Linked DNA regions of Homo sapiens: region 2 is linked to region 1. A link is a contact called in ENCODE Hi-C or POLR2A ChIA-PET data. All regions are on one chromosome and are shown on one strand. Each heading gives the region's core, a stretch centred on a gene start or an enhancer-like site at or near the end of the contact. The rest is flanking DNA. Distances are from core to core; before and after follow the strand shown.

The links. Hi-C counts contacts between places; a loop is a spot of excess contacts on that map. ChIA-PET counts read pairs that join two places held with the same protein, here RNA polymerase II (POLR2A). Pooled maps may share reads with other maps.
Region 2: a map of heart left ventricle shows a loop between it and region 1 (2.9-fold over the local background). The contact joins two enhancer-like sites. A Hi-C loop is called at or near these places in 8 of 168 maps with a recorded cell type or tissue (HepG2, Right ventricle myocardium inferior, cardiac septum and 3 more), 2 of 37 single-sample maps with no recorded cell type and 12 of 50 pooled maps. POLR2A ChIA-PET finds 5 or more read pairs at or near these places in 14 of 52 experiments (A673, AG04450, BJ and 10 more).

What each region holds. Positions count from the first base shown.
Region 1 is chr12:108,684,264-108,689,833 of GRCh38, forward strand. All of the region lies in intron 2 of CORO1C (coronin 1C), which reads right to left. Among named protein-coding and RNA genes, the nearest start is that of CORO1C, 44 kb to the right of the region's middle. Within about 2 kb of position 2,699, at least 10 of the 41 ENCODE cell types and tissues checked have a DNase peak (open chromatin) inside an H3K27ac peak, as active enhancers do.
Region 2 is chr12:108,783,654-108,788,785 of GRCh38, forward strand. It overlaps SSH1 (slingshot protein phosphatase 1), which reads right to left. Exons shown (of 15, transcript NM_018984.4): 15 at 1-5,132. The coding sequence ends at 4,335. Among named protein-coding and RNA genes, the nearest start is that of MIR619, 51 kb to the right of the region's middle. Within about 2 kb of position 1,790, at least 9 of the 41 ENCODE cell types and tissues checked have a DNase peak (open chromatin) inside an H3K27ac peak, as active enhancers do.

The DNA.
Region 1 (5,570 bases), core at 1,449-3,948:
ACTGGTGAAAATGTAAAAGTATAAATATAAGTGCTGACAAGGATGTCAGGAAAGAGGAACTCATAAACTGCTTACAGAACACCTTGTTACAATTCCTTTCAAGAGCAATTTGGTAACAGGTAGAGGTGAGGAAGTCCAGCCCAGCAATGCCACTTCTAGGTGGTCTGGGTGAGAGAGATGCTCCCATATTTTGTACAAGAGGAATATTTATTGCCGCATTGTTGGAAATAGTGGCAAAAGCAGAAGCAATTTCACTGTCCTTCAGTATGGGAATACATATTTACATAAAAGTTTAAGGCACGCGAAATAAAAGTACATGTTACAGATAAACATATATGTAATAAAAATATGATACATATTTGAAGAAAAGATTACCTCTGGGGAAGGAGAAAATAAATAAGAATGGTATTCTACCTGTATCTGTTATGCTTTATTACTTTTTTCAAAAAGGGGAGATATGAAACAAATATGGCAAAATATTAACATCTGTTTAATCTTGTGAGTACATGTGTGTCCTATTATTTTGATACATCTTATTTTGAAAAAAAGAATTTAAAATATAATAAAGTTAAGAAATACACCAATGCATTATTATTAAATTTGCATTAAAATTTTTTTTTACTCCCAAGGAAAAAAGCTTTTCTACCTGAATTGTTTTGTTTTACATCAGGGTCTTTGCATTCCTAGGCTCTGCCCAGGAAACCACATTTGGCATCCTTGATGGCCAACTATAGTACTGAGCTCTGAACTTCCAAGAACACCAAATGATTTTTTCCAATCTGGGCTAAGAAGCGCTTTTATTCAAACACAAAGCAATTTTGAGGGGAATCTGGAAGTACTAGCACTAGTTGTTCTTAATTACATACTAAGAAGCTTCTTACTAAATGACTTCTTTTTTGAAGTTAAAATTAAATAACCCTGGCTAAAAGTTAATAGCTATTCACCAGTATTCTTCAGTCAAGATATCTGAGAATAATAATAAGCATTACTGCCATTCCCAGCTCAGCCCCAATAAATCCACAGCCTGAAAGTACTAGAGCTCAACATTTTCTCTGGAACCTGAATGTCACTGAAAGAGCAACTGCCAGCTATTTCTGTCCTTTCTATCAAAACAAATAATAACAATGGCTAACACTTTTTAAGTACTTAAATTACAAGCTAGGAACTGTCTGAAGACCTTGATAACTTTGTCCTCATGACAACCTTTAAGATGTGGGAATCTTATCACCCTATTTTCCAAATAAAGAAACTGAGGCACAGAGAAAGTCAAGAAGCAAAGATCTAAAATATCACTGACCAACCATACTAGATTTGGATAGGGAAAGAAAATTTCCACTATGCCATGGGTTGTAAAAAAAAGGCACACAAGTAATGTTAAAAATTATTGGCAATTGGCCATCAGAAACACAGTTAATAAAAAATGATATTCTACAAGCAGCTGCTTCCTCTGGTTGTGATGTCATCATAAATCCTTAAATAAAACAGAGAAAGTAGTATTCTACTGTAGCACAAGAGAAAAGCAATTGACTAAATATCTGACAGTGATAAAAGAACAAAAATGTGAAGACAGTATGGGGGTAGATGGCATTTTAAAGGTACACTGATTATTTGGCATGCTGGATGTTCACAAACACACAGTCAAGTATCAGCTATCCTGCTTTCAAGGGCTTACACCTCTAAGTATCTTCTTACTCATAATGAAATCAAAACAAAAGCACAACAACATATTTCACCAAATCAGCATACGTTATTAAAAATACAAAGCTGGGCACTTACAAACTGCTGAGGGCTCCAGTTCATGGAGATTAAAGGAAACCATACTAATAACGGCCTTATATGGTAAAGATGAGGAAACATCATTCTGAAAGACATTTTGCACTAGGATCTAATAAGAACACAATTCTCATTCGTCTGCACGACACATACTGATTTATCATGTAGTGAACAAACCAAAGAATCCATGTATAATTAGCTAGATTGTGAGGGGCCACTCAGAAAGACATCCACCACATGTCATGGTGACAACACAGTTTACCTGAACCTCTAAGCAGCAAATTTAAATGAATGCAGAGGCTGAAAGGAAGATGTACAAGAATTAAAGCCAGCTTTTAGATATCTTTTTAAACTAAAAAATGAATTATTTAAGAAACTCCCACCAATCTTCTAAAGCTTAGAGATAGAAAAACTTCACTTTACTAACAGATCAGTCCACTATTTCACTAGGGATAAATCACCTCTGTTGCTTAATCTAGAATATTACTACTTTTCTGGCATGAAATTGAAGTAGTTTAGCTGAAAATGTAATAGCCATTAGACTCCTTGCTTTAAATAAATTTTGATTCATTGATTACTTACTAGTCCCAATCACATGCCATAGGATAGCTTTTGTTATACCTTTCTAGCTAAAACTCCAAATGATTGGGATTACTAGCATGTCAACCCAACAGGTGGCAAAAATGGCCAGCACCAAGTTTCCCAAAGGCTCTGCTCCAGAGCCAGTTCATAAACTCGTGGGACATTGGTGAAATAGGTCAGGACACTGGCCTACAGACATTATTATCTGAAAGATCCAGTACAGCCTGCCCAGAGCCAAGCAACATGAGCCGAAAGGAAAATTCAGCTTCCAAAGCATGTATACAGCTGGCACAAGGGAGAGGTGTAATGGCACAATTTCCACGTGGCTGGCCAGAGCTAAGGGTGATGTCTTATGAGCATGTTCCAGCCAGCAACCTTCACCGTGGCAGAAACCGTCCCAGATACAAGCACTATCATTTGCTTTGGGGAAAACACTTAAAAATCTTGAAGTAGCTACAACACAGCCGAGTTCCTGGAGACTGATACTTCAACTAAACCCACAGAGTTAGGCAACATTTCCTCCAATGGGCATTTTGCGGGGAGAAAGTGAATGAAAATCAAAATGTAAGCATCAGTAAAAATATAACTTTATCAAATTGCTATAAAAGGAAAGTTCAATAACTTAAATGACTTAGCAAAAAACATTCCTCTTTAGGCACACTAAATTCAACATAAATCTTAAGAAATCCGGCGAAACCCTGTCCCTACAAATATAAAAATTAGTCAGGTGTAGTGGTGCGCACCTGTAGTCCCAGCTACTTGGGAGGCTGAGGTGGGAGGATCACCTGAGCCCAGGAGGTCAAGGCTGCAGTGAACTATGATCGCGCCACTGCACTCCAGCCTGGGTGACAGAGTAAGACCCTGTTTCAAAAAAATAATAATAAGGCCAGGTGCAGTGGCTCACGCCTGTAATCTCAGCACTTTGGGAGGCTGAGGCGGGCGGATCACTTGAGGTCAGGAGTTCGAGACCAGCCTGGCCAACATGATGAAACTCCATCTTTACGAAAATTACAAAAATTAGCTGCGCTTGATGGTGTGTGCCTATAGTCCCAGCTACTCAGGAGGCTGAGGCACGAGAATCGCTTGAACCTGGGAGGCAGAGGTTTCAGTGAGCCAAGATCGCGCCAGTGTACTCCAGCCTGGGTGACAGCGAGACTCTGTCTCAATAATAATAATAACAATTTAATTAAAATTAAAAAAAGAAAAAAGAAGAAATGATATTGCTTAGCTGTAAGGGCACTTCCTATCAATCTTACTGGAAAATCACAACAGCTTCCACTTATTAACAATGTATCCCCTCTGACCCTTTTTTTTTTTTTGAGACGGAGTCTCACTCTGTCACCCAGGCTGGAGTGCAGTGGTGCAATCTCAGCTCACTGCATGCAACCTCCACCTCCCAGGTACAGGCGATTCTCCCGCCTCAGCCTCCTGAGTAGCTGGGATTACAGGCACACGCCACCACGTCCAGCTAATTTTTGTATTTTTTTTCACTATGTTGACCAGGCTGGTCTCAAACTCCTGACCTCAGGTGATCTGCCCACCTCAGCCTCCCAAAGTGCTGAGATTACAGGTGTGAGCCACCGTGCCCAGCCCAGTATATCTTATTTATCGATCTCACATCTCCTTCTAAAAAGGAATCCACATTTAAGAAGTAGACTCATCCTATATATTGAGGGCAGTACTGAGTACAATAAAAAAAACTGTTAATGTACACAAACATGTACAGAAAATTTCTGACAGACACGTCTCAATAAAGTTCTGTGCTGGGGTGTGTTTTTAAAGCAGCTAGTGGTGTATTACACATGTACCGCAGCCATGTTCACCTTCCCAAACTCTCGAAATTCAACATTGGGAATTTTGCTTCCAATATGTCCTACATATTACAAAAGATCATTCAGAATGACTGTTTCTTCATGTAAGAATGATTCCTCACATAATTATTTCTGACCCACATATTGGTTTGTGGTTGAAGACACTACCAATTGGTGTTAAAATGGATCAATCTAAGCTGGGCACGGTGGCTCACACCTGTAATCCCAGCACTTTGAGAGGCCGAGGCAGGTGGATCATCTGAGGTCAGGAGTTCAAGACCAGCCTGGCCAACACGGTGAAACTTCATCTCTACTAAAAATACAGGCCGGGCACGGTGGCTCACACTTGTAATCCCAGCACTTTGGGAAACCAAGGCAGGCAGATAGGTCAGGAGTTCGAGACCAGCCTGGCCAAAATGGTGAAATCTCGTCTCTACTAAAAATACAAAAATTAGCCCGTTGTGGTGGCACATGCCTGTAATCCCGGCTACTCGGGAGGGCTGAGGCAGGAGAATTGCTTGAGCCTGGGAGACGGAGGTTGCAGTGAGCTGAGAGCGTACCACTACACTCCAGCCTGGGCGACAGAATGAGACTCTGTCTCAGAAAAAAAAAAAAAAAAAATTAGCCGGGCATGGTGTTGGGCACCTGTAATCCCAGCTACTTGGGAGGCTGAGGTGGGAGAATCACTTGAACCCGGAAGGCGGAGGTTGCAGTGAGCTGAGATCGCACCACTGCACTCCAGCCTGGGCAACAGAGCGAGACTCCATCTCTGAAAAAACAAAAAAAGATGGATCAATCTGATAATCACTGGTTCCTGCAAGAAAGGAAATGTAACATTATGTTAAAGTCGCACAACGCTTTACCCAGCAGGCCTACTCTTTCTCATAACTAATGTATGTTTTCACAAAGTAATAAATTCCCATGGTGATAAAAAGTGACACATTCATTCGAGTGATAAGTCAAATCAAATATTCCCCTTTAAGAAGCTCAAGGTATCCCACACACAATTTCTTTCAAGTTTGCATTCTGGAGTGTATCATATAAACCCACACCTTCCTAGGGTGCTGGATTCAGACTGCTTTCTACACGGTTTCCCTTATCTAATCCAACTCAGGCAGCTGTCTCACTTCCAGTACTTTTCCATCTCCTGATCTGCAGTCCTCTATGCCTATTATCCAGACTGGTTACACCACCCGAAGATGTAAGGGCCTAAGAGCCCCCACCCCATCCTGGGGAAGGCAAACAAAGATACTTTACATGACCTGACTCAAAGAACAGTTAAAAGATTTCCACATTGTTCAAACCCCTACCTAATATTCATCTAAGTTTTCATTTTAGGAAAAAATGAGTATCAAAATCACTTTATGTGCCCAAATTTCAATCATAACTTATTTTTGGCTTTGG
Region 2 (5,132 bases), core at 540-3,039, 98 kb after region 1:
TCCAGATCGTTAAGGTGATTTGCTCTGTGGCTCAGGTGACACAGTGTGTCTGGATGCACATGATCACTTGACTCGGTTTCTATACTCAAATATACAGATGCAGAGTGAACTCAAACACACAGGCATTCCACTGCAGAGCAGATGATAACAAAACAAGTGGCTGGGGACAGGGGTCATTCAACAACCTTCATTTGGTTTGCAATGTCTGCAGGAATCTGGGTAGTGGGACCAAGACAAGTGAGCCTGCTCTGTGCTAGCCAGGTGTCACCAAGTTTCTGATCTACCCAGCTCTCTTGCCAGAGGTGAAGGGGGTCCCCTCGCTGAGTTGCGTGTTTAGAGGAGCCCTGCTAGGTGGCCAGCCAATGAGAAGAGTTTTGGGCAAAATGTATTCTGGCACCAACAATTTCCCACCAATGGAAGGCAACTCCCTCTCCAGATGCCTCAGGTGAGATGACTTAATAGGATCTTGACTAAATTATGTAGCATTTGTTCCCACTAGAGAGAAAAGGTCCCCAGGAGAGTGGTAGGGAAATTCATCAACCTTCTAGAATGGACTGCCCTCAGATAAGAGTGCATTAGTCCAGGGCCGTGCTGAGGGTCTGTTCTGTTCAAGCTCAGCTCCACACTGCTGCAAACTCTGGACTTCTCCAGGGGAAAAGGGCTTTAGATTACTGGAATGCTCTTTAGCTGAAGAGGACAGGGTGGAGCAGAATGGGCTTGGACAGTACAGCTGTCTGTGTGCACCTGGTGAGCAATCTGTATGCTTAAGCAACAGGGTGCCAAGGAGAAGGGCTTGCCACCCAGCAGAGAGCTATTCAACAGCCCAGAGGTTGGCTGGGGTCCCTGCATGGAGAGCAAGGAAGCAGGGAATGTAAAGAGAAATAAACTCTGCTCTTAGGAAATACATGCAACCAGGGACCTTGCTAGAAGGCTCGGAAGTAGCCGTAAGACAAAGAAATGGAAATCGGCATTGTCAATTACCATCCGAGAGCAGCCCCGGTTCTCCTCTTCCCGTGACCACTATCCCCCTTATACTTAGCAAGACTTAAAGAGAAGACTTTCCTGTATCAATGCAAGGTGAAGATGTAGAAAAGTTCAGTCTAACTTTTGGCATGCCACATGAATTAATGTGAGGCAGAAGATAAGATTCAGCTGTTTTTTATAAAGAGTATCAAGCTGATTTAGAAAATGTTCCTTTTGTCCCAATTCAACAAATGCATTCAATGAAAATGATAGTCATAAAAAACCAGTGACTTGCACAGCACAGACCCCTGCCTCCTCTGCCTGCCTCTTTCCTGTGCCACTTATGTTTGGAATTTTCCCCATCAGCTAAGGTTGCATACAAAGCAAGGGCCAAGCTATGGCATATGTTACAGTGCAAACTTCCTTTTCACAGACAGCATGAATTCGTCTTTGCCCAGGTGTCCCGACACCTGACAGAATGCTCATCTTGTTCATACAGCATTTTATTTTTTTGAGACGGAGTTTCACTCCCAGTTTCATTGCACCCAGGCTGGAGTGCAGTGGCGCGATCTCGGCTCATTGCAACCTCCGCCACCCAGGTTCAAGCGATTCTCCTGCCTCAGCCTCCTAAGTAGCTAGGATTACAGGCACGCACTACCACACCCAGCTAAGTTTTTGTATTTTTAGTAGAGACGGGGTTTCACCATGTTGGCCAGGCTGGTCTAGAACTCCTGACCTCAGATGATCCGCCTGCCTCGGCCTCCCAAAGTGCTAGGATTACAGGCGTGAGCCACCGCGCCCGGCCCCATCATACAGCATTTTAAATAGCCATGTGCCATCTGTTTACATGCAACTGATCTGGGTTTCCAAAAATAAACCTTACCCTTTTCTCCAGGCCAGGCTATTAAGCATCAAGTCCAGAATGCTTCACTCTGCTCTGTGGACGGGACCAGCGCTCTCGTCTGGATGTTGATATGCTAGCTGTGCTTCCAAAAATGAATGGGTAAGTTTGCCAGAAGCCAAAGACCAACTTGTACTCTCCAGATTCCACACCCCACCCCCCAACTCTTTAGATAAGAAAAATTATGGCTTTCAAAATTAAAGTTTTCAAAAATATATCATTCTCATACATAGACGTGGTTAAAAAACCAACAAAAGCCTGTCATCACTAAATTTAAAAGATTATTTTGACACAAAAATTGATCTACCACATGAAATTTGATTTGGCAAAACATACCGAACTTGATATTTTTTGAGGCTATGCTTTTGTTGGCTGAGGGAAAGGGGGAACAACCCACAGGGGTTTAGGAATAAGTGGATAATCACCTTTTAAGGTGATTTTAATTGACACTAGTGGGAAAACAGCTCCCTATAAAGTAATGTATGTATTTTTAAAAATCACTCCAAGGAGACAAAGTCCTGGAGGGAGGATTTTTGCAAAAACTGTGCTCACTAGGTAAAATATGAACTAGCCTTGTTCCTGCAGATCCCTCCTGGGGTGCTTTCTAGAATAGCTTTGGGGAACACAGTTCTGGCCAATGTTAAGATGATGGCTCACTCACTCACTTTCAGAATTCAGCTGGTCCTTGAAGGCTTTCTGGTTTCACTGAGTTAATCTGGCGGACCCAGCTGAGGGCAAGATGGAATTGTGGAAGAGCTTCAGCCAACTGTGTTCACCTGCCTTCCCCCATGTACGCAACCTACTCCATCCTGCACAGGTGAGGCTAGTGCGGGGCTGGCAAAGCTTGTGGTCGGGAGGAGGGAAGGGTCTGGCCTTAGGTGTCAGAGAGGCAGAGGGCTTCACATTTACCCAGTTTCTTCCTACAGGGCCATGAGCAGCCCTGTGTGGCAAATCAAACCAGGGGTCAGCAACTTTTTCTACAAAGGGCCTGACAGTAAGTACCTCAGGCTTTGTGGGCCACATGAATTCTGTCACATATTATTTCTTTTTTTTACAACTCCTTAAAAAGGTAAAAGCCATCGCTTGAGCCAGGGAGGTTGATGCTGCAGTGAGTCATGATTGCACTACTGTACTCCAGCCTAGGTGACAGAGCCAGGCCCTGTCTTAAAGAGGAAAAACCATTCCTAGCTCACGGGGCCACATGCCATAGTTTGCTGACCCCTGAATTCAACCTTTCTGCTTTTCTGCAAGCTGCCTCTCTCTCGAAATGTTTTGACATCTAGCTTGCTGACACCTTTGATTCAAGCCTGGCGCAGCGGGACTGGCTGAGCTCACCTGAGTCTTAAAGGGGCCGCCCACAGAGCCAGGCAGCGACTACAGATCCCTCTTATACTCCCTCACTGCTGCTGGGAAGAGCTGGAGGGAAACAGGAAGCAGTAATCTCACTGCAGGAAGGGGCAACTGTAGACATCCGGGAAGCATCCCGACAGTCCCGTTCCTTTCGGGGAAGCCGCTGAAATCTCCTTTCCCTTCCCTAGATGGGCCCTAGTGGACCTAAGCATCTGGGCTCTCAGCAGGACGATGTGTCTCAGAACCACCACCTGAGCCAGACACTTGAGCAATTTCAAACCTAAACACAATCATGTGTTTCAGCAGCAGACACTCAACAATGCAGGTGGGCCCTTCCCCTTGAGATTTAAACTTCAGCATTAGCAACAACTGAGAACAACCCATACATTTTCCCCACCGGACCCCTGTGCTGGTCAAACACGTAACAACACAACCAGGACAGGGCGCCTGCACCACCATTCGGGCACAGAGTCAGCTCAACAACAGCGTGGGACTACTCATCTGATGACTTTACTCAGCAGTGCTTGGGGCTGTCGGGTTAAAAGTCTTGACACGTCTGGGGTCCCAACCAAAACACAAAACGAAAAATTCTTTTTTTGGAAAAACGCTTTCAGACAGAGCATTATTCCCTGGAACAAGCCTTGGTCATTCGTGTGTTTTAAAAATAAAAAGCGCAGCGAGAACAGAGGTAGGACTTAATGTTGCCATCCGAGAGTTTTCTGCGAGGCCAAGAATGAGCTAGAACGTGTGCCGCGGTGAGGCTGCCACCACCAGGACTCTTCTGCAGGATGCGAAGGGAACAGTCTGGATGTGTGCGCCTATGTGTGCACGTTCTTCCTAAAACATGGTTCTTCTTGAAGACACGGTGGGAGCGGAGTTTTGTGTCTCCTGGCCGGCGGCTCCTGGTTCTCCCAGGCCACACGACTGACAGCTCCCCTTCTTGTGCTGCATGTTGGTTAGTTTCTTCTCCTCCTCTCTATGGCAAGAGTAGGGGAAAAGTTAGGATGACTTCACTCGTTTAAGGGAAATCAAGATGTAAGGGGTCGATCCAAATCCACAGTGAAAGTGAGGGAGGGATCATATGAAAATATCCGCCCAGCCTGACGCAGCAAAAGGCGGGTCAGCTTTTGCTCATCCACGAAGGGCTCTTTAAGTTTTCTGGGGCGGGTTTCCCTGATGGTTTGGAGGTTGCAGCTGGGTCCCTCGGGGTTCCCTGGGGCTCATGCAAGAAGGAAGATTCACTCAAAGTGGTGTCCTGGGAGTCAGCGACGGTGGACGGGTCAGCCTCACTGGACAGGTCTTCCGTTGAGAAGGTGAGACTCCCCAGCTTGGCAAGAGAGTGTGAGCGCTTCAGTGGGGAAGAGACGGTGAGGCCCGCCAGCCGGAGCCGGGTCTCAATCTCCTGTGTCCGCTGCTTCACCAGCCCGGGCTTCCCACGGACACTGTGGATGCTATCGCTGCTGGAGCTCCGGGTCAGGTTGGAGCTCATGGAAGAGGAGGTGGGGGTGTAGCAGATGGTCTTCAGAAAGTCTTTTGAGAAACTACTGGTGTGGTCCAGGCGGTAGAAGAAAGGAGGGGGGCTCTTCAGTGAGCCTCCTTCCAATGAAGCGGGGGCGGCCTCTGACTTCTCATCACTCCCGGCCTGGCTGGGCATAACCAGGGGGCCCAGCTCGTGGAGCGCGGCTGGATCCTGGCTCTCCTCGGGGATGCTGGCCTCCAGCCTGCTGGCAGGGCCATCCCTGGAGGGAGGTGCTGGGTCTGCAGGCACGCTCTTCAGCCGCTCTAGCTCTTTGGTGTGCTTGCGGACCAAGCCTGCCTTCTGCAGCTGAATGATGGACTCCTGGTGCTGCATCAGGTAGCTGTTGGTTGTCGGCTTCTCAGATTCATTACTGAACAGAAGCCTCAGGTCCTTGGCTGG